Regions from separate parts of the Homo sapiens genome. Here all the other regions are linked to region 6. Evidence: chromatin contacts called from ENCODE Hi-C or POLR2A ChIA-PET data. All regions are on one chromosome and are shown on one strand. The core of a region is the stretch at or near the end of the contact, and the rest is flanking DNA. Distances in the headings are between cores, read along the strand shown. Region 1 holds the start of TMED7-TICAM2 (TMED7-TICAM2 readthrough). Region 2 holds the start of RGMB (repulsive guidance molecule BMP co-receptor b). Region 3 holds the start of CHD1-DT (CHD1 divergent transcript). Region 4 holds the start of ATG12 (autophagy related 12). Region 5 holds the start of FEM1C (fem-1 homolog C). Region 6 holds the start of FBXL17 (F-box and leucine rich repeat protein 17). Region 7 holds the start of ST8SIA4 (ST8 alpha-N-acetyl-neuraminide alpha-2,8-sialyltransferase 4).

Region 1 (2,700 bases), core at 107-2,606, 7.2 Mb after region 6:
TCTATGGCCCTGAAATTCTCAGTGTTCACTACTACCACAGGCTATTCCCCCTCCTCCCTTACCAAGGTGTTTATAGCTCATCCTTTAAAGTTCAGCTTAAAATAATTTTCCAAAGGAAGTCTTCCTTCATGGATCCTACTTACTGCTCTTAAGGCACAGTTCTGATGAATGAGCAGATACCAGTTAAGAAAAGCAGGGTGAGAGGGGAATCATGAATGATGGCAGTGACCCTATCTGTTTCGACCACTTCTGTACCACTGGCACCTAGTATTCAATAGCTACTCAAATGTTAAATGCGCCTACCAACCAAAATTGAAGCTCAGTAAAGACTGTTCTAACCAACCGAATAAACCACATTCTGTTAAAGTTTCTTTTTTATATAATCCCAAATATCAGAAGGGGCCTCTCATTTATCACAGCAATTCTTTCTACAACTCCCTTGGCAAATGGCCGTTCAACCTGTAATGGAGCTCTTCCAATGACAAGGACCGTATTAACCAACAGTCCTAATATTGGTAAAACTGAAAAGCAATGAAGTTAGACATTGGCAGCACTCCAAATCCAATTAAATTGGAGGTGTGGATTAGAGAGTAGAGGGTTGACACTGGGTACTACAGAGTATAAATGATTTTCTTTAAGGGAATCTTTTAAGGAAGAAAGTTCAATAGGCCTTAAAAATGAGATGGAAAGAAATGCTAAAGGGAGCATTTCTGGAATTCATATATTTTAACACCCGGTCTTAACATCTCTCACCCAAGGTTTATTAGAGGAAAGTCAAATGCTGGGCATCAGCTACCTAGAAGCGATTTTTGAATTAGCCTAAGAACGGGGAAACACGGACAGGAAAGTGCCATCCCTCAAGTTACACCCCCAATCCTGGAGCCGCGAGTTGGGGCCCAGGGACTGCTAGGCCCCTGATACCTGGAACTCCAGGGTGCACTTGGTGCCCTGAGCGATGTCCTCGTAGAAGCACTGCTTGGCGTTGTCAGGAAGCTCGAAGGTGATCTCAGAGGCGCCGCCGGGTCCAGGCACCAGTAGCAGCAGTGCGAGCAGCCTGCACCCCCAACGGCCCGCGACGGCCGCCCAGCGCTGCGCGGACCCCGGCCGCGGCATCCCGAGAAGGCGGCGGCGGCCTCAACCGAGCTGCGAGACGCAGGGTCAGGTCTGCGCGGACTCACCGCGCGCGGCAGGCCTCAGCGCAGGCCACCCCGCAAAGATACACAGCAGAGCAGGTTCACGCCTGTGGGAGATTCGGGATCAGAGCGACCCTCCGGCTTCCTGTGAGGGGCGCAGACGGGCGGACCTGGGGAGGTAAAAGAGAAGCGGAAAAGGCCTGAGAGGGTCGGAAGTGGGGATTAGCCTTTCGGGGGGTGAAGGGGCGGAGCCTGAGACACCGGCTCCCGTGACCCGGATGCGTTCTTCTCCGGGAACACGCGTTGGAGTGCGTACGTGGAAGCCCGCGAGGCGTTGGCTCTGCCTCCGTTGCAGCCTGGGACGAGGGGCGGGGCCAGAGTCGTGGGCGGAGAGGGGCGAGACCAGGAAACGGGGCGTGGCGGCCGCCGTGGTTACAGGCGGTTGGCGAGGGTAATTACGCTCCAATCACTGGCTTTTTTTGTTGTTTTTTTTTTTTTTTTTTTGAGACAAGAGTCTCGCCCTGTCACCCAGGCTGGAGTGCAGTGGCGCGATCTGCGCTCACTGCAACCTCCGCTGGGAACTTAGCGCTGGGGAGCATCTAGGGAGTGGTAAAGGGCTCATTTTGCCCTAGGGTGCTAATCGTTGGTGGTAGAGCGCTTTGCAATTTGCGGAGTTTTCTCATAAGTAATAATAAATATTTGGGGGAAGCAGCTGGGCAAGGAGCGCGAATTCTAAGAGCAGACTGCAGGAGTGCTTAATCCCTGCTTTGCCACGTACTGGCTGTGTGACGTCCGGCCACTTGCTTAAATTCTCTGCCTCAGTGTGTATCTGTAGAATGGAGATAATAGCACCTACCATAGAGAATTATTACAAAGTACCAATATTTGGAAAAAGTACCTAGAAGTGGTTGGTACATAGCAAGCACTAGATGAACTTTTGTTAAATTAAACGTCACAGTGCAATCAATACATTACATACCACAAGATAGGCAAAAATTTTAAGTGTAACAATAACAGATATTGGTCGACTTATAGAGCCACAAAACCTCTTATACACTGCTAGTGAAAAAGTAAATTGGTTAATCAAGTTGGAAAACAATGTGCCATTATCTAATAAAGTAGAATATATGTATACACACACAGAACACACACACCTATATACAGTGTGTGTGTGTGTGTGTGTATATATGTATATATATATATATATATATAGCCTGGAATATGTAGCCACAGCCTGGAAATTCCATTTTACATATATTTATGGAGTATATGCTTTAGAGCAGTGGTTCTCAAGTGTTGCTCTGAAGTCCCCAGAAGCCTCCTGAAACCCTTTCAGAGGGTATGTAATGATCTGTATGAAGCTGGATTTTCATTATATATTTCAACCAAAACAGCATAACAGATTGAATATCAAAGGAAATGAGCACCCAGCTTCTTCCTTAAATCTAGATATGAAAGATTTACAAAAATAAGGTCACTCTTCTTGCTAAATTTTTATTTCGAAAATATTTTTATTAAAAGATGTGTTATTTATGTAAATGTGTGCAGTGAGTTGAATTGTGTCCCC
Region 2 (2,700 bases), core at 191-2,690, 9.6 Mb before region 6:
GTTTACCCCTTAAGTCATCATAGTATGTAACAAGTAAGTAATGAAAAGTTACAGTAAAAACAGATAGGCATCCTTCATTAGGGACCTAGTGGTTTGGGCAATTCAAAATGTGTCTAATAAGTGAGCTGGTGAGACTGAAGGTTTGCCCCTCAATTATCCTAGTCCATTGATTAGCTCATTTAAACATGTGTGGAATATCAGCATGTCCGTGGTTGATAAGAAATTCCTAATTAGAGATTCTGAGTAACATAGCGGGTACAGTTGCCAACTACGATTTGGATGTTAGTGGATTTTAAATGGCAACCCTGTGCTGTTTGGGGAAAGGCAAAGGCGAGGGCGGTATCAAGTGTCTCTCAGCCTTGAGGTCATTCTTGAGATTAGATACCACTTCACACCTACCGATAACAAATTGGAATCTATCATCAGTCTCATAACTGCTTTTCTGTCTCCACTTGGCAGCCTCTTTCTTTGTAGACAATTGTCTTTTTCCTCACTTTCGGACCCATCCGATCATAAAAGGAGAAAGTGAGCTGCCATTGAATTAATCCGTAGAAATTTGTGGAAAATTTAAATAATCTGTAGAAATTTGTGAAAAAGCCACTGAGCAACAACAAATCGTGGCATAATTACACTGCATAAAAACCCACCACTCTCATTAATTACACTGTAACCGAACGTTGAAGTTTGCCCACTCTTAGACCTCTCCTTGCCGCTTTCAGGAAGGGAAATGTCAAACTAGAACACCTGAGCCTCGCACAGCTGCCAGCGAATTCCGGCGGCAGTTCGCGGGTACCTTCCCAGCCCATCCTATCTGCTCCGGACCGCGGGTGACATTCAGATTTCCAACACCGCCCCGAGCTTGCTTTACCAGACACCCTCAAACGACTCGGAACGCGGTTCCGCAGATGTGATTGGCTGAAAGGGGACCTGCCGCGCGGCGCTCTGTAAAAGCGCCTGCTTCCTCCAAGGAGGTGGAGCTGAAGCTGGCAGGGCCAGGGCAGGGAGGGGTAATTAAATTAAAAAAAAAACTTGGAGGGAAGATGAATCGGATCACATTAATTCAAGGAGAGGTCAAAGGCCGGTACCTTTGTAACGCCGGCGAGAGTAAGACTTGCGGTCGCCCATTTCTGTTGGGCGCGAGGAAACAGTAAATCGCGGAAGGGGGTAGAGGGGGAAGGAAAGGGAGCGCGAGGCAGCATGCGGCGCAGGAGAGAGGACTTGGAGTCGATGGACAGGGAACTCGAATTACACTGAGCGGGCGGGGGAGAGGGCCCTCTGGGTCCTGCGATTGGCAGGCTGAGTCGGGCTGACGTGCGGTCACAACCAATGGGGAGGAAGGGAGGGACACGGCGGGGGATTATGGCGTCGTGGATTGGCGGGCACAGGGCGGGGCGGGACGGCAGTGCGGGACTGAGATTGATCGACCGCGGGGGCTGCCGCGCAGAGATATCCGGGCCGCCGGTGGGTGGTCGCTAGGGCTGGGCCAGCCTCTTGGAGGTCCACGCCCGCCGAGCCCACGCTGGCTGGGGCCGGGGTGCCGGCGCGCTCGGGACTCGTCTCAGCAGTCGCTCACGGTCTTTGTGTCTTCTCTTCCGCCCCTTTCCCTGCCTGCCGCCTCCGGCCGCCACGATGCCCCTGCGCCCCGCTGCTGCCGCCGCGGACTGGCTGCGCCGGCTGCGCGCTGCTTGCTGCGGCGGTGGTGGCGCCCCATCTGCTACACGGGCCTGAAGAAGGAAGAAGAGGAAGCGAAGCGCGCCCCCCGGCCCATGCCGCAGCCACGGGCCCAGACCCGCCACGGCGCCCGCGCCGCCGCCCTCGCCGGAGCCCACGAGACCTGCATGGACGGGCATGGGCTTGAGAGCAGCACCTTCCAGCGCCGCCGCTGCCGCCGCCGAGGTTGAGCAGCGCCGCAGCCCCGGGCTCTGCCCCCCGCCGCTGGAGCTGCTGCTGCTGCTGCTGTTCAGCCTCGGGCTGCTCCACGCAGGTAGGACGGGAGCGCGCGAGGGGAGCCAGCCCCGGGGCCTAGGGCTTTGTTCCCAAATAGCCCCAGGTCTCGAAGGCGCTCGCCGGGGCGGAAGGGCGGCGTGGCGCAACGGGAAAGGCCTCCCGAGCCCCTGACACGCACCTCTGTCGGGCTCCGGGCCACAGTAACGCAGCCACCCACCGGGCGGCCGCCGGGCGCAGAGACGAGCCTTCTCTCCACCCTCCCCGCCTTCGGCTCGGACCGCTGACAAATCTCCCCTCCGACAGCCGCTTATCAAACATTTAGCGGGCGGGGGCCGCGCGCCCGAGACAAATGTTCCGGATGCTTTATTGCTCTCTGCGCTGGTGTTTACTGAAAGTCAGGCTCGGATCAGGTTTCCGCCGTCGCAGCCGCCTCGGAGGGAGACAAGGAGCCTTGTGCTGCTTTTCTGGAGTTGGGGGTGGCGGCGAGGCGAAGGAAGTACACCAGATGGAAAGATTTTTACCAGATTTTGCAAACCTGGGAGTTAATCTCGAAGTAACGTCAACTTTTTTGAGCAGGGATTTCTTTCGTTTTGGCAAAAGCTGCGTTTGTTCAGCGATCAGCCTCCCGGGAAAAGCTCGTGTTTTGTGACTAGCCGGGTGTCTTCGGGCTCCGTGAGGGGTTGACAGATAACCATGCTGCCTTCTGGAGGTCGGCGCTTCCCCAGCCTTGAGGCGTATGTTCCAAGGGAAGTA
Region 3 (2,700 bases), core at 128-2,627, 9.5 Mb before region 6:
AGAATATACACTATATCTGATTTTTTACGTAAAAAATTTGGGGCAAGAATAATGAACCAAGACACACCATTTCCACCTTTAAAGATTTCAGTACAACACTGAAGAATCACCTACAAGCCATCCACGAATAAACAAAGGAGATCTCTGGCAGGGGAGGGAGAGGAAGAAGCGGGGGAAGGAGACGTCAGATCCTTCCCCAGCCAGAAAGTACCGAGACAGCCAACTGAGAGCAGAGCTGTCCTCCGACCTCAGCAAAGAGAATTCACTCCTACGATTATTTCCATTCCACAAGAGAGGGAGGGAAACAGATTGTTACCAACTCAATGATAGCAAAGTCTGCATCTGGATCAGGATGTTAATTCTCTAGACTACTGTCCAGTAGACTCTGCAAGAACAGGTTATCTAAAAAGTAACCGTTCTACTCAACATTTATTCCTAATGTTAAATATTAATCTCAACCCTAGTCAAAGTGCCTTACTGAACAATTAAGTCTTAAAAAATCTAAGTATGTTAACAAACTGCCTTTCCCGTTTCTTCCTTTAAAAAGTTCACTCCCCTTTTCGTTCTTTCCTTTTCACCTTCCTTTCGTCCCTCAAAATGGCTTTCTCTGTACATTTTAACTTCCTTTCCCCTCCATCTCCCTTATCCGAATAAGTCCTCTGAGACCCTTTTCACAACCCTGAGTTCTGAAGCTCCAAGCGCACACAGCGCTGTGTCCTCTCAAGCGTCTCCACAATGACTACCCTAAGTTATTAAACCTCTTCAATCCTCTGTCTTTTAGCAGTTGCTTTGCTCCTGCTAAGTTTTTAAAGCGGCACTCGAAAGAGGTTTGGAAACCATCCTCACTCATCCATCCAGCGCGCTCCAATCAGCCTCCCTCGCGGACCTGCCCCCCTCTCCCAGGGCCTCCATCCCGGTCCAGGAGTCCCTCTTCCCGCCTCAAACTTCCCGCAGACCCGCCCCGCGCCCTCCCAGGCTCGCCCGAGCCGCCGCCCCCTCCCCCTCCCGCCGCTCCCCACGTGCTGGGAGCCCGGGTCGCGGCAGGACCCACGCACCGGCTAAGTGCTAGCCATTCGCGGGTCTCCTCTCGCGGCCCGGTCGGCACCAAGCCGAAGAGGCCGGGGCAGGGCCGCCGGGCCGGCGCAAGGATGCGTTCTGCGGCCCCGGCCTGTACTCGCCGCTCACACGCCCCCTGCGCGCCAGGCCCGTACACCGCCACCGGCACTCACAGAGCCACCCGGCCTTCACCCGGCCGCTGGGCCGCCGCCTGGGCACCGCGCCGCGCCCGCCCTCCGCCCGGCCGGTTCCTGTCCTCTCCGCCACATCCTGACCCGCCCGCCGCCCCCTTTCTTACCGGCGGGCTTGGCGGGGCGGAGGGAGCCGACTCGGGTGGACGGCCTCCCCCGCGCCCAGGCCCGGGATCTCCGCCGCCCAGTCCTAGGGCTCCGGCGTCTCGGGGTAAGCAAGAGTCCGTGCGGGGGAGGGGGAAGGGGACAGACGCGGAGGGGAAGGGGAAGCCCCGGTCCGCAGCACCAACGCGCGATCCCCTGCGGAGTGGAGCTAACAATTCATTATTGAAGCACCAAGGGCGAGGGCAGCAAGAGCTATAAGTAACCAGTCGTCGCCGCCGCCGCCGCCGCCGTCGCGCGCGCGCTCCCGCTCCCTCCGCTTATCTGCCCCCGGCAGCCGCCATGACGCCGAGAAAGCAAGCGAGCGCAACCGTCTCCGTCGTAGCCGCCGCCGCCACCGAGGTCGCCGTCGCCTCCGCCTCCCGCGCGACGTAAGCGCCTCTGCTCACTCCCCTTCCCGACAGAGCGCGAGGCGGGCGGGCGCGCGCACGCCGAAGCCTTTCTGCTCGCGCGCGGGAGGCGGGAGGGACTACGTTGAAGGGTCGTGGGCGTAGGAAAAAAGCGATTGGTGCTGGGGCGGGGCGGGGGGGGCGAGTGCGCGCACGCGCACGAATGGGAGTGCGCACGGCGGATGCGCAGAGGCTGTCGGACTCTGACTGCGCGGAGACCGCTGGACTCTGGTCGCGGCCTTAGTCCGCTGATCCTCGCTTGGGTGCCCGCCCTTAGCGGCCCGGCGTTGAATTCCGGGAAGTGGGAGCTTCAGGCTCGCTCCGTGCGGGTATGGGCGCTAATGTCACTTGGGATGGTTGCGCAAGGACATCGCGGCGGACACTGACAAGGAACCGGGGAGGAACGGGGGTGGGGAGAGACTGCGATGGGACTCGGGAAGCCGGGAAGGGCCGCGCTGAATAAGCCTAAGGGGCCGGGTCGCAAGGAGTGTCGGGTAGCACAGGCCTCGGCTCAGTCGGAGCGCCAGGCCTCAGGGTCCGGGCGGGGGCTGCTGCGTCACACCAGGCAGCCTGGGAACGCAACTGTTGGGCAACCGTGGTGGCCTCTCGCCACCTCTTACGCTTGGGCGATCTGCGATTGACGCATCCTGGGAGCTGATGTCCCGCACGGGCGGGGCGCCGGAGGAGGAGAGAAAATAGAGACCCGGTTGTTGACAGCCTGTGATGCCGCTTGATTCATGTGTGGGTGGCCTGGTTTAGAAATGTACCACCCTTCCTTTCTAGGTTCCTCCCCGGAGGGCGGGGTGACGGGTGCGGCGCCGAATCGCAACAAAAAACGCTGCTCGAGGGATGTTAGTAACTGTCTCAGCTTAAGTTGCTGCCTTTTAGCTTACAGTTTGTAT
Region 4 (2,700 bases), core at 1-2,500, 7.5 Mb after region 6:
GAGGCGGAGTTTCGCTCTTGTTGTCCAGGCTGGAGTGCAATGGCGAGACCTCCGCCCACTGCCACCTCCGCCTCGCGGGTTCAAGCGATTCTCCTGCCTCAGCCTCCCGAGTAGCTGGGATTACAGGCGCGCGCCACCACACCCATCTAACTTTTATATTTTTAGTAGAGATGGAGTCTTACCATGTTGGCCAGGCTGGTCTCGAACTCTTGACCTCAGGTGATCCACCCGCCTCAGCCTACCAAAGTGCTGGGATTACAGGAGTGAGCCACCGCGCCCGGCCAGAGACCACTGTCATCTTAAGACAGAACGGGGAAAACGTCTAAGGACGAAATCAGCCTCTCTGAATCGAGGATGCTTATATGCTGCTTTTCCCATAGGCAACTCTAACTCTAAACAGAGTGCTTTAGAACACGTAATTTTAGCAATCTCTTTTACAAAGGGAAACATTCTCAAGCAATAAAGGGTTGAGGATAGCTGACTCAAGCAATGAAATAACTCACAAAGGTTCCAAAATGTGTTTCTTAAAAAGGTAACATCTATGCCTTTAGCTTTCCCTTAGCAGTCTTCATTCTGCATAAGAATTTGGTTTTTGGTTTAAGGAGTGAATTCACAACCAACTGGGAGGGGGAAAAAAGCAAAAGCGAGTTAAGTTGGAAGGCATGAATTCTAATCCAGGCTTTGCCAATGACCACCCCTACCACCATAAAACATTACTCAAATAATTAGCTCCTGTGTTAAGTACCTGGAATTACCGAGACCCCCCTCCCCCCGCCCCACTCAGCTCCCTCCCTCCTTCAAAGAGCTCGCAGTCTGGCCAACTCAAAAAAATACAGTATAAAAATAAGTGTGGCAGCCAAGTATCAGGCCCTACACCGATAGACAGAGATGGTATTTTAACACTCAACTTAAAGGCCTTAAAAATCAAAAAGTACACTTCTTTTCTTCTGATGACTGGTCAAAATGCAGGTCTAGGACAGGCGCTCCTCTAAATTTTGCTTCTTTACTGGCCGCCACCCCTACTCGGATGCAATCTGAACCTCCCGCCTCTCTGCCCGGAAATAAATTCAGTTACTTTTTTTCTTGGTGTCGCCAGCAGGTTCCTCTGTTCCCGGGGAAACTGCAGCGGAAGACGGGGGCTCCGGGGTGGTTGTTTCTGGGGAGACATCCGTAAGTCCTTCCCCTCCAGCAGCAATTGAAGTAGGAAGCTGCAACACAGACTGCGGCTCCTCCGCCATCTTGCTTGGAGACACTCGAGAGCGGAAGTAGCGACTGAGCGCGTGCAGTGGGCGTGCTTTTCTCCAGGGAGCGTCGCAAAGGAGGCGCCGGAGTAGGGGGACGCAATTACACAGTGAAACTTGGTGTTCCCGGCTAGTCATTCAAATCGAAGCTGTCGCAGACCTCTGAACGTTAGTAACGCAACATGTGTTTCTCCGCGACTACAGACCTCGGGAGAGGAGCGGTGGGCAACGTGTCTGTGCTCGGTCGAATGCGCACACTCCAGTTAGGCCGCTGGCTCGGACCTAGAAATGTTTCCGCTTTCCTTAGTGCCTGCCCCGCCCAGGCCCCGCCCCTTGGGCCCCGCCCGACGGCTCGGGAGCGCGCGCGGTCGCGTGCGGGAGGGGGCGGGTGGGGAAGGATCGCAGGCGAGATTACGAGGCGAGGCTCGCGCGCCCGCCCCCGCCCTGGCCCCCAGTGCCCACCCGGTCGGCCCGGCACAGCCATGATCAAGGCGATCCTAATCTTCAACAACCACGGGAAGCCGCGGCTCTCCAAGTTCTACCAGCCCTACGTGAGTATCCAGCCGCCGCTGATCCGGGCGAGGGGGAGTCGTTGGCGACGGGCAGCGCCCAGCGCGGCTTTCTCAGAGCGACCCCCTCCGGCGCGCTGCGGCCCTTGTCCCGTCCCGGCCGCCTGGCGCTCGCCAGCTGTCAGCCTCCTGGTGGGTGTGGACAGGGTGCCCACCTCCCTGCCGCGCGGTCAGCCACCGACGTGGCTTTGCCCGGGCGGTTCCTCCGCCCGTCGGTGGGCTGCATGCTTTCCTGGCTGCGCGGGCGAGGCCCTGGAGACTTCCCGGGGCCCGGCCCTCGCCGATCGGGCAGCCGCAGCCCAGCCGCGCCGCGGAGCCCTGCGCCCAGTCCCCAAGAGCCCACCCCGCGCGGCTGCCTTCCTGCCGCCCGCGGCTGCAGTTAGCCCGGGAGGAGGAAGACGGCGTGGAACTCGTTCTTCTCGCCCCCCTCCGCCGACTCCCATCCTTTCCAGGTGGACTTCTTTCTGTTCTTTGGACAGATGGGCTACCGTTTTTCACTGTGGTCCTCTCATAGCACAGGAACTTTGGCTTCCTGCGTTTGATAACTGCACGTTCTGTACAGTCTCTCTTCTGCATGTTTCGATACGTGACAGACTGCCCAGTGTGACTTTCAGGTGTCTCCTTATTGAAAAGGAAGATATGTGAGGACCTAATATTTTTATCAGGCTTTTTACCAGCTGGCTGCAAATTATTTACCCTCGAAGTAACCGGCGACGTTTGTAGTTGACTGATTGGAGCTGTGGTTCTATACCTAAAAGTTATGATTTCAGCTTCTGGTTTGGCATTTTTCCACGTATGGGAATTTGCCCTCATTTATAGTTTTTTTCTATTTATGAAGAATAGTAGCATTTGTAGAACTTCTCTTTTAACGTGTAAATACTGTTTAGTAT
Region 5 (2,700 bases), core at 27-2,526, 7.2 Mb after region 6:
TCCAGTTGAGAGGCTGTGCTTTATTTATCTTTCAAAGCAGAGCTCCAGTTTAACTCTATCGACACAGGCAAGAGTCACAGGAACCAAAGTCCAATGTTAATTGCTGCACCCCAGAACGGATACACAACCACGAAGAGTATGTTCCGTCCTACTGCTTTCCAACATCTGACAACCAGGGCACCAAACTAGAGAAAGAAAAAAAAAGTAGCAGCATTTAATTTTCTATAGAAGAAGGCAAAACACTTCTTAATTTCCACTTCTGTGGGAAGAAAGGAATAAAAGCTATACTTCAGGCACTACTCCATCCCACACACCCCCCCCACCCCCAAAGAAAAGGTGGTAAAGAAAAATACAGAAGGATACACAGAGACCCAAATGTTCTGGTCGCAGGCAGTCTCCTCCATGTGCGGAAAATTTAAACACTACAGGCAGCCCGTTTTCTCGCCTCCAGCTCTAACCAGCCAAGCTTTGTTCTAGTTTTGCTTTGCACACGCCCAGGGAGAGTACAACCGAAAGAGGCAGGAGACTCGGGTTCAGAAATGTTTCTCTTTCTTGCAACTGCAGGAGAGCTGGCCAAGGGCGCCAGGCTGGAAGGCCTGAGGCCGGGTTTCGAGAAAGAACAAAAAGGTCGGACACACCAAACCCCGGCTAAGGCCAAAACTGTGCCCCGAAAGATTCTCTTTCCTTTAAAACTACTCACGGCTCTCAGGAAATCCGCCTGCCTTTTAGTCATTAACTTCGCCCGCCCCATTTCGATCACCCCCCACCCCCCGCCAAGGGATGATCCGCAGGTTCCTCAAACCACAGTCGCCCCAACACAACCTTCCCCTCTCCCTGTTCCAGACAACGGCAGCCCCCTCCCAATCTCCTCCATCGACCACAACCCCCTCCCGATGGGCCAAGCTGTGGCCTCCAGCCCGCTGCCCGCCTTCGGCTCCCCCGGCGCCCTCCTTCCCGCCCAGGCCTTCCGCGGGCACCTCAGGCCCCGGCCCGAGCCCTGGCAGGCCGCTGCCGCCGCCACTACCTGCCCGGGGACTAGTCCTCCCCGCCGCCGCTGGTCACTCGGGCTTTGTCCGTCCCCTTCAAAGGGAAACCGTTGTCCCCACCGCCGCCCGGGCCGCCCTGCTCCGCCTGCGGCCGCACAGCTCCTCCATGCTCCGCGCCCCAAAGGAATGAATCCGGCCGCGCTGTTCGCCACGCCCCGCCACCCGAGCTGCCTCCCGCCCTTAGTCGGCTCGGACTGCAGCGGCTGCAGCGACTGCTGCGACGGATGGTGTAATGGGCTGCGAGCCGGGGGCCGGACAAGCCTGAGCGTCACATCACTGACTGTGCCGCCACGCCATTGGGCCGGGGGAGGGCGGCGGCCGCGGCCAGCAACAGCCTAGGCGCGGGGCGGGGCGTCGCGGCCGGGGTGGGGCGACGGGGAGGGGGCGGGGCCTGAACTACTGGGAGGACGTGCCTGCGTGCAACGCGCTGGGGGGCGGGGCGCTGCGAGGGGGCGGATCTGTGCCCATCGAAGCGGCCCGAGGCAGCTCGAGTTCTGAGATCTCGCTGGCTCTTCTCCTCTCGGATTTTCGGGGTGCTCCCTTAGGGAATCTTTCGGTCCCATCTCAGAGACCCCAGAAGGGAAGTGTATTAGTGCGTTTTCACGCTGCTGATAAAGACATACCCGAGATTGGGTAATTTATAAAGATAAAAAGATTTAATGCACTCAGAGTTCCACGTGGCTGGGGAGGCCTCACAATCAAGCCAGAAGGGGAAAGGCACGTCTTACATGGCAGCAGGCAAGAGAGGAAAATCAGAGCCAAGGAAAAAGGGAAACCCCATATAAAACAATCAGCTCTCCTGAGACGTACTCACTACCACCAGAGCAGCATGGGGGAAACAGCCTTCTTGATTCAATTATCTCCCACTAGGTCCCTCCCACAATATGTGGGAATCATGGGAGCTAAAATTCAAATTTGGGTGCGGACCAGTATTACCCTCACACACGTGAAGTCTCTCGGACTAGTCTTCCGTCCTTACTTTGGTGGGCCCTGGAAATTACCAAGCTCGTAATTACACCTCAGAACACACACGGAGGAAACTGAAATTTCAGAAAATGTGATTAGTTTTGGAGGCTGTCAAACTGACTCTCTTTCTAAAGTAGCCTCTAAAAAGCATAAAGGCTACGAGGAATGGTAAACCCTAAGAGCAATGTAAAGTCAATGAGGTCAGGTTCTTGAGCTCTGAGTAATAAATCGGGAACTAAAGCTTAAAAGGTTATATATATGAATGAAAAGAATTACTTCTTCATATAGTAGTTGATAAACCTCTGGAATTTGATGCTAAAACCTACGTTGCATTAAACTAGGATGAAAAAGTTTAAATGTGTTTGGGAAATAACGCCCATAATGAATCCTGATGAGAAAACAGAATTTTTGAAAATGGACCTTCAATCACTTTGTTTGAGGGAACTTAAGCTCACATAATTCCTTAGTACCACTAGGAGAAATAGAATATTACAGTAGGCAGTCTGACCCTCAGCATATGTAATCCATAACGTTATGTTAGAAGTCATGCAGCACTAAAAACATTTATAAAAAATCACAACTTCATTTTTGTATATTGTAGTGTTGTTCAGAAGTTTATGTAGTTTTGCATAATTGAAATAATTTTCATACAACTATATATTTTGCTTTTCCTTTCTATACTCTAAAC
Region 6 (2,700 bases), core at 92-2,591:
CTGTGACAGTCGCAGGGGTTTTCGGGGGACTCCCGACAGTCCGCGTCGCCACATTCATGCTGCTGCTGGGCGGACAAGGGGGCGGTGCCCCCGGCTCGGACAGCGTCCCCGCCAGCTTCGGTGGGGGCACCTTCGGAGGTGGGAGAAGAGGGCGGAGGGCAGAGCGGCTGCGGGGGCTGCTCCGGGGCCTGGCAGCAGCCGGCGTCGGGGGGCCGGGGCGGCGAAGCGCCTCCCCCCGCAGGCCCTCCCCCGCCACCGCCGCCGCCGCCGCCGCCGCAGCCCCCGCCGCCGCAGCGGGGCTGCTTGCAGGGGGTGCAGGCGGGGACCCCGGCCCCCTTCCGCTTGCACACCATTTCGGGGGGCGTAGGGAGCTCGGCCGGTGACGGTGTCGGCCCCCGGAAGAGCTGCACGGCGGCGGGCGGCCCCAGGAAGCGCACCGGCCCCAAGCTGGCCAGGAAGAGACTTCGGCCCTGCTGCTCCCAGGCGGCGGCCGCAGCCAGCCCCAACTCTTTGCAGCAGGAGGCGGGCGACGAAGCCGAGGCGGCAGCGGCGGCGGCGGCGGCGGCCGAGGATAGCAGGAAGCGGCGGGCAGCAGCGGCGCAGTCCTCGGCGGCCAGGGCCGCGTAGCGCCGCGCCAGGTGCTGAGAGGAGGAGGCGGCAGCGTAGGCCCCGTCCCGCGGCGGCGGCGAGAGCGGCGGCTCCTCCTCTGGGCCGGCGGGGGCGGGCGCGCCGGGACTGTGCACGATGAAGCAGAGCATGCAGGGCCCGCGGAAGAAGCAGTCCCGGCTCCGGGGCGCCGCCGGCTGAGGGGGCACCTTGGCTGGGGTCCGGCGGGGCAGCCTGAGGAGAGGGCGCCGGCGGCGGCACCAACTGCAACAGCGAGGCCTCTTCTGGCTCGGGCGGTTACGCGGCTCCTTCGAGAGAAGGTGGCCCATATAGAAGGCCCCGAGGAGGGGGACCGGGACGGGAGGGAGGGAGACCCAGAGAGGCGGGCTCCCGGCAGCGGGGCAGGCCGCTCGCTGGCTCGGCCCCCGGAGGGGTCGCCCTTCCTGCGCACACACACGCACACACGGGCACACACGCGACGGTGGGGGGTGGGCGTCAGCTGCGGGCCGCCGGAGTGCCCGACGGGGGCTACATGCTTTGCCCAGGGAAGCCGGGAGAACGATGGGCGCGAGCTTTGGGGACGCGAGGGAGGGAGCGAGCGAGCCTGCCGGCTAGGCGACCAGTCCGGGCCCGGCCAGCCGGCTCAGTCAGTCAGCGGAGCGGCCGGGGAAAGGCCGGGTCCCGCTCGGACCATTTTAACTGCGGATCCGCCGCCGGCGCGCGCACCCGCGACTCTGCTCGGAGCCGCAGGAGCGCGCGGCCCGTTCCGGCAGGGGGCGGAGCCAGTTGCGGTGGCGCGCTCGTGGCGGGGACGCCGGCACCCGGCTGCTCACCCGGGACGGCCGTCACACCGGCACTACGGGAAGAAGCCGGCCGGCTAGGGCACGGAGCTCTGGGCTTGCGGGGTGCGGCGCACGCCCCTCCCTCCCACCGCCTAAGGTTTTTCCGAAGCTGCTGGGCGTGCGCCGCGTTTCTGAGGCGGGAGGAGACACTTCCGAGCCAGCTGTGTGACATCCGTTTACACAGCCGCGCTGACGTCTCGAGGTGTAAGTTCAAGAGCTGCCATTGGCCGGGAGCCGCTGGGCTCTTCCCCTCACCTTCCACCCCTGTCACCACCCCTGACTCGGAAACCGAGGCCACTTCGAAGCCGCGAGGCGGGTTCCGCCGGAAGGGCCAGTGTGGGCGCTGACCGCGCTTCGGGCAGAGTGGCAGATGCGGCCCCTGGGTGATGCGCACCGAAGTCATGTGAGGGGTTGATTGGTTGTGCGGCACCACTGTTTACCCACTTGTGTTTTCTTAATTGTTGCGTACTACTGCCTTTCCACAACTTTATTTCAGAATGAAAGCATATATCAAATTACCTGTGCACAGCAGAAAGATAACAGCTTCCCCACCCAGTGAGCCATTCAACACCCAGGCTACAAACTGTAGATCACTTTATTGTCTACACCCTCGGAATCCTGTCTAGCCGTCTGTTGTATATTTTAAACATGACGGTGCAGTGCCTGCTATATGACAAACGTTGGTGATCCAGATGAGAAAGAGGAAACAGCTATGCAGGCAGTCCTTTAGAAGGTTTGACTATATCGAGGCTAAAGAGCTAGGGCAGCTGCTAGAGCGGTACCTGGTGCGGAGAGGTTAGCTTTCACAAGCGAAAAATTAGAGGAGGCAAATACCATGGGAATGAGCCACTCTAGTGAGAGAAATAAGAGGAGAAGGTGGAATGGAGAGTGCTTTAGGAAGGATACTTTCTTCATTGTGATTACAGAGAATGAGGAAAGGTAGATAAAGGACGGATACAGAGAGGTGGATGTTTCTAGCAGGAAGGTGAAAGAGTTCCTTTCTGTTGGTTTCTGTTTTGCTTCAGATAGAGCTTGGTTACCTGCTGAAGGGTGGAAGAGAAGTGGCAGGTGTTTAAAAAAAAATCTGCTAAGGATAACTTGAGAGAGCTGACTGAGGAAGAAGTATTGCAATATTCAAGGCCCAGTGGCTTGGAGAAGACCACTGTTGGAACCTACATTGCTATTCCCACTATAGTGGCCAGCCCCACCCAGCCTGCTCTCAAACATGCTGTCAAACAATTGTTAATTCTGG
Region 7 (2,700 bases), core at 11-2,510, 7.5 Mb before region 6:
TGACAATCAGGTTCACATCCTCAGAAAAAGCCTTCCAAGCTATGTCAGCAACACAAAGTTGCACCACCTCCTGGGTAAACTTCAAAGACACAGAGGCCAGCGGGTGGAAGGAAGTGTGATATTTAGAGAACTTAGTGGGGCGGGGGAGAGTCTGAACTCATCTAGACAAACTAAAAAAAATAGCAGAAATATAGTCTGTGTGAAGCTACAGTACCCAGTTTCTTTCTAAAACTGTAACCATGACGCCCATGCGTTTTAGCCGTAGAAGAACAAATAAGGAAGTATCCTTAGTGGTACTGGAGTTTCTAATTCAAATTATAACACATTAATCTATCCAACGTCAAATAGAAAAAAAAAAAGTAGAGAAACAGAGTATACCTATTTCCTGCTTTCTAAGCTTTAACTTCAGCCCTTCGAGAAACCATCTATCTCCAGTATCTCCTTAGGTGATAGGACATTGAAAACAGGCAACCGTTTGGTGAATAAAGACATTTCTCTTGAGTTCTGCCCACAGATTAAAAGGACAAGGACACACGTTCTTTGTTGACACTTCTGCAGTGACTTCTCCTTTGGCGAGAGAGCACCCAGGGCCAACACAACTGTCACCACAACCACACAGAGCAAGTTGAACTCATACTGGGAACAGCTTAGAGAAGCACGCACATCTCAACAACAGCCTTTGTTATTTAATTCATGACACTAACCACGCGCAAGCTCAAACAAACACACATGCTATCCTAACCATCACTCTACCCTCTATATTCACATTTCATTTATGGCTTGACTTTTTGTCATATCCTGAAATGAAGCTTTGCATTTACCCGATGAGTTGCGTCTCCTGGTGCTCCTCAGTTCTTGCTATTTCTTTTGTCTTATAAAAGATCAGGAGCAGACTTATTGTGCAGATCGTCCACCTCTTCCTAATGGAGCGCATCTTGGGTGCCCGAGAAAGTCCTGGTTGCCCCAGCTCCCGCACCTTCTCTTGATATAAAGGCTCCGTTTTGGGGAGATAGTCGCGGGGGTGAAATCTGTAAAATGCGAGGAGAGCTTGGAGCCGGGATCCCGGGATCAGATCACTGGGGTCTTCTGTGGCCGAGCTCCCTCTGGTCCTCGAACGCTGCCCAGCGACCTCTCGCCCTGTTTGCGCCAGCTCTGCCAGGGTCGCTCCGCGCCGCCTCCCTGGGGCTCAGGTTTCTTTTCAGATGAGACACCTTGTGCATTGGAGGTGGCGGCAGCTTCTGCAGCTGGGTTCGGGGGCGTCACTGGCCCTTCCCTCTTGCTAGGAGATAAACGCTGCGCAAAGCCAATCACCAGGCTGAGGGGGCGGAGGCTGCTTGGAGAGTAACGTCCCCGGCTCTGCCTGCTCTGTGCCGGGAGAGGAAGCTCACAGTGCTACGCGCCTGCGAGCTCGCGCACATACACATATACATACATACACACATACATACATATGCACACACACGTACACGCAGAATCACACACACTCTCCTGGGACATCAAAGCATCAGCTCTCTGGACCTGGGAGCTCCAAGATAGTCTATCCGCATCTAGGTGAGAGGGCACCTCGCCTGGGGACAGATTACAAAAGCGTCCCGCCAGAGGAATGCTTCAGGTAGAGCTAGGGGTGGATTGCAAGAAGAGTACCTTCTTTCAATCGCTTTTGCTAAACACACACCCTCACACGCAAAAACACGCCCTCCAAGGTGGAGTGAAACGGGGTGCGGGGGTGGGGACGGCGGTGGAAGGAAGAAGACTTTTATTACTCAATCTGGAAAGTGCAAATACACACATGAACCTGTTAGCCGATGGGCCCACTCTGCATGGGTGGTGGACGACGACCCTGGCTCAGGATTCTGCAGGAAACAAGTGATGATAGAGGTGTCATTAGGAACTTTATGGATATTTATGCGCCTCCCTTTCATTGCCATTTGGAAACTCCTCACGCAGAAGTCAAGGAAACTCCAATCCCACTTAAACTTCATTGCGGAGAAACAGAGTTCTGAAAAAAAAGCAGCTACCATGGACCTCTCTTTTAAACGCAAGTACACCCACACACATTCGGATACCAAGGAAGGAAGGAAAGAAAGAAAGGAAAGAAAAGGGAGGGGAGGAAGGAAGAGCAAAGTCCTCTCTAAAAGTCTCAATTATATATATAGCCTCTGATTGTCACCTCTCCTCCGTCCCACCATTTTTCGTACTTGTATTGGGTGGCAGGGACACTTTTCAAGAGTTCTGTGTTCGATTGTTCACTCTGAGTACCTCTCCACCATCCTCCAGTCGTTGCCCTCATTGGGAGAGATGCTTGCTACTCTGCTAGTACCACGCCTTGGTTCCGGTCTTTACTGTTGGCTGGTAGGTCGGGAGGCACCTCTAGCATGAGACAGTGTCTGGAAGCCAGGATTTCCCTCATCTATATGCGCCGGTCCCCAGCTCCCTGGTCGCCAGGGTTTCTCTCCAGTTGAATTCCGTGTTCCTTCAGGTTGAACAGTAGCTTCAGCGGTTTTTCACGCTCAGAAATGATGAGGCCCAATTCCAATCTTCCCTCCCGCCGGAAGTAAGAAGGGGAATTCTGAGTTGCTTGTCGCCTGACAGCTTAAAATAGCAACGAAAACAGCCAGCATCTTTGCTTAAAAACCCAAGGTTCCCGCCAGTGTTTACCATACTTCCTCTAGAGTTTAAGAAGTTAAGAACTTCCGAGAT

What was found. A loop is a pair of places that touch in the nucleus more often than their neighbours do. ChIA-PET counts read pairs that join two places held with the same protein, here RNA polymerase II (POLR2A). Pooled maps may share reads with other maps.
Region 1: a map of B cell shows a loop between it and region 6 (25-fold over the local background). The contact joins the promoter of TMED7-TICAM2 here to the promoter of FBXL17 in region 6. A Hi-C loop is called at or near these places in 2 of 168 maps with a recorded cell type or tissue (B cell and naive thymus-derived CD4-positive, alpha-beta T cell) and 9 of 50 pooled maps. POLR2A ChIA-PET finds 5 or more read pairs at or near these places in 1 of 52 experiments (CD4-positive, alpha-beta T cell).
Region 2: a map with no recorded cell type shows a loop between it and region 6 (6-fold over the local background). The contact joins the promoter of RGMB here to the promoter of FBXL17 in region 6. A Hi-C loop is called at or near these places in 1 of 37 single-sample maps with no recorded cell type and 5 of 50 pooled maps. POLR2A ChIA-PET finds 5 or more read pairs at or near these places in 1 of 52 experiments (IMR-90).
Region 3: a map with no recorded cell type shows a loop between it and region 6 (12-fold over the local background). The contact joins the promoter of CHD1-DT here to the promoter of FBXL17 in region 6. A Hi-C loop is called at or near these places in 2 of 37 single-sample maps with no recorded cell type and 6 of 50 pooled maps. POLR2A ChIA-PET finds 5 or more read pairs at or near these places in 2 of 52 experiments (CD4-positive, alpha-beta T cell and activated T-cell).
Region 4: a pooled map shows a loop between it and region 6 (12-fold over the local background). The contact joins the promoter of ATG12 here to the promoter of FBXL17 in region 6. A Hi-C loop is called at or near these places in 2 of 37 single-sample maps with no recorded cell type and 8 of 50 pooled maps. POLR2A ChIA-PET finds 5 or more read pairs at or near these places in 3 of 52 experiments (CD4-positive, alpha-beta T cell, CD4-positive, alpha-beta memory T cell and activated B cell).
Region 5: a loop to region 6 is called in a map of CD8-positive, alpha-beta T cell, with 28 times the contacts of the local background. The contact joins the promoter of FEM1C here to the promoter of FBXL17 in region 6. A Hi-C loop is called at or near these places in 3 of 168 maps with a recorded cell type or tissue (CD8-positive, alpha-beta T cell and naive thymus-derived CD4-positive, alpha-beta T cell) and 10 of 50 pooled maps. POLR2A ChIA-PET finds 5 or more read pairs at or near these places in 2 of 52 experiments (CD4-positive, alpha-beta memory T cell and naive thymus-derived CD8-positive, alpha-beta T cell).
Region 7: a map of natural killer cell shows a loop between it and region 6 (10-fold over the local background). The contact joins the promoter of ST8SIA4 here to the promoter of FBXL17 in region 6. A Hi-C loop is called at or near these places in 2 of 168 maps with a recorded cell type or tissue (naive thymus-derived CD4-positive, alpha-beta T cell and natural killer cell), 1 of 37 single-sample maps with no recorded cell type and 7 of 50 pooled maps. POLR2A ChIA-PET finds 5 or more read pairs at or near these places in 1 of 52 experiments (CD4-positive, alpha-beta T cell).

Annotation. Positions count from the first base shown.
Region 1 is chr5:115,624,680-115,627,379 of GRCh38, forward strand. It overlaps TMED7-TICAM2 (TMED7-TICAM2 readthrough), which reads right to left and starts at 1,357. Exons shown (of 4, transcript NM_001164469.4): 1 at 922-1,357. The coding sequence starts at 1,113. It overlaps TMED7 (transmembrane p24 trafficking protein 7), which reads right to left and starts at 1,357. Exons shown (of 3, transcript NM_181836.6): 1 at 922-1,357. The coding sequence starts at 1,113. RefSeq lists a silencer at 1,013-1,082 and an enhancer at 1,253-1,422.
Region 2 is chr5:98,772,223-98,774,922 of GRCh38, forward strand. It overlaps RGMB (repulsive guidance molecule BMP co-receptor b), which reads left to right and starts at 1,441. Exons shown (of 3, transcript NM_001366508.1): 1 at 1,441-1,984. The coding sequence starts at 1,849. RGMB-AS1 (RGMB antisense RNA 1) reads right to left here and starts at 862. Exons shown (of 2, transcript NR_033932.1): 1 at 400-862. RefSeq lists enhancers at 1,018-1,067, 1,803-2,302, 2,558-2,677 and a silencer at 1,288-1,917.
Region 3 is chr5:98,927,185-98,929,884 of GRCh38, forward strand. CHD1-DT (CHD1 divergent transcript) reads left to right here and starts at 1,378. Exons shown (of 4, transcript NR_151718.1): 1 at 1,378-1,458. It overlaps CHD1 (chromodomain helicase DNA binding protein 1), which reads right to left and starts at 1,823. Exons shown (of 36, transcript NM_001270.4): 1 at 1,355-1,823. LOC100289230 (a long non-coding RNA gene) reads left to right here and starts at 1,950. Exons shown (of 1, transcript NR_036530.1): 1 at 1,950-2,700. RefSeq lists silencers at 967-1,596, 1,857-2,066 and enhancers at 1,840-2,700, 2,227-2,556.
Region 4 is chr5:115,840,315-115,843,014 of GRCh38, forward strand. It overlaps ATG12 (autophagy related 12), which reads right to left and starts at 1,251. Exons shown (of 4, transcript NM_004707.4): 1 at 1,076-1,251. The coding sequence starts at 1,238. AP3S1 (adaptor related protein complex 3 subunit sigma 1) reads left to right here and starts at 1,621. Exons shown (of 6, transcript NM_001284.4): 1 at 1,621-1,792. The coding sequence starts at 1,724. RefSeq lists enhancers at 114-614, 618-1,519, 908-1,207, 1,218-1,267, 2,258-2,467 and silencers at 1,498-1,877, 1,978-2,167.
Region 5 is chr5:115,543,499-115,546,198 of GRCh38, forward strand. It overlaps FEM1C (fem-1 homolog C), which reads right to left and starts at 1,277. Exons shown (of 3, transcript NM_020177.3): 1 at 1,025-1,277; 2 at 1-185. RefSeq lists enhancers at 826-1,592, 1,134-1,428 and silencers at 858-1,027, 1,078-1,127, 1,228-1,567.
Region 6 is chr5:108,380,757-108,383,456 of GRCh38, forward strand. It overlaps FBXL17 (F-box and leucine rich repeat protein 17), which reads right to left and starts at 1,342. Exons shown (of 9, transcript NM_001163315.3): 1 at 1-1,342. The coding sequence starts at 935. RefSeq lists silencers at 193-272, 293-1,042, 1,243-1,492 and an enhancer at 1,593-1,712.
Region 7 is chr5:100,902,022-100,904,721 of GRCh38, forward strand. ST8SIA4 (ST8 alpha-N-acetyl-neuraminide alpha-2,8-sialyltransferase 4) reads right to left here and starts at 1,261. Exons shown (of 5, transcript NM_005668.6): 1 at 822-1,261. The coding sequence starts at 934. It overlaps LOC107986437 (a long non-coding RNA gene), which reads left to right and starts at 1,387. Exons shown (of 2, transcript XR_001742825.3): 1 at 1,387-2,700. RefSeq lists enhancers at 349-918, 1,404-1,643, 2,424-2,663.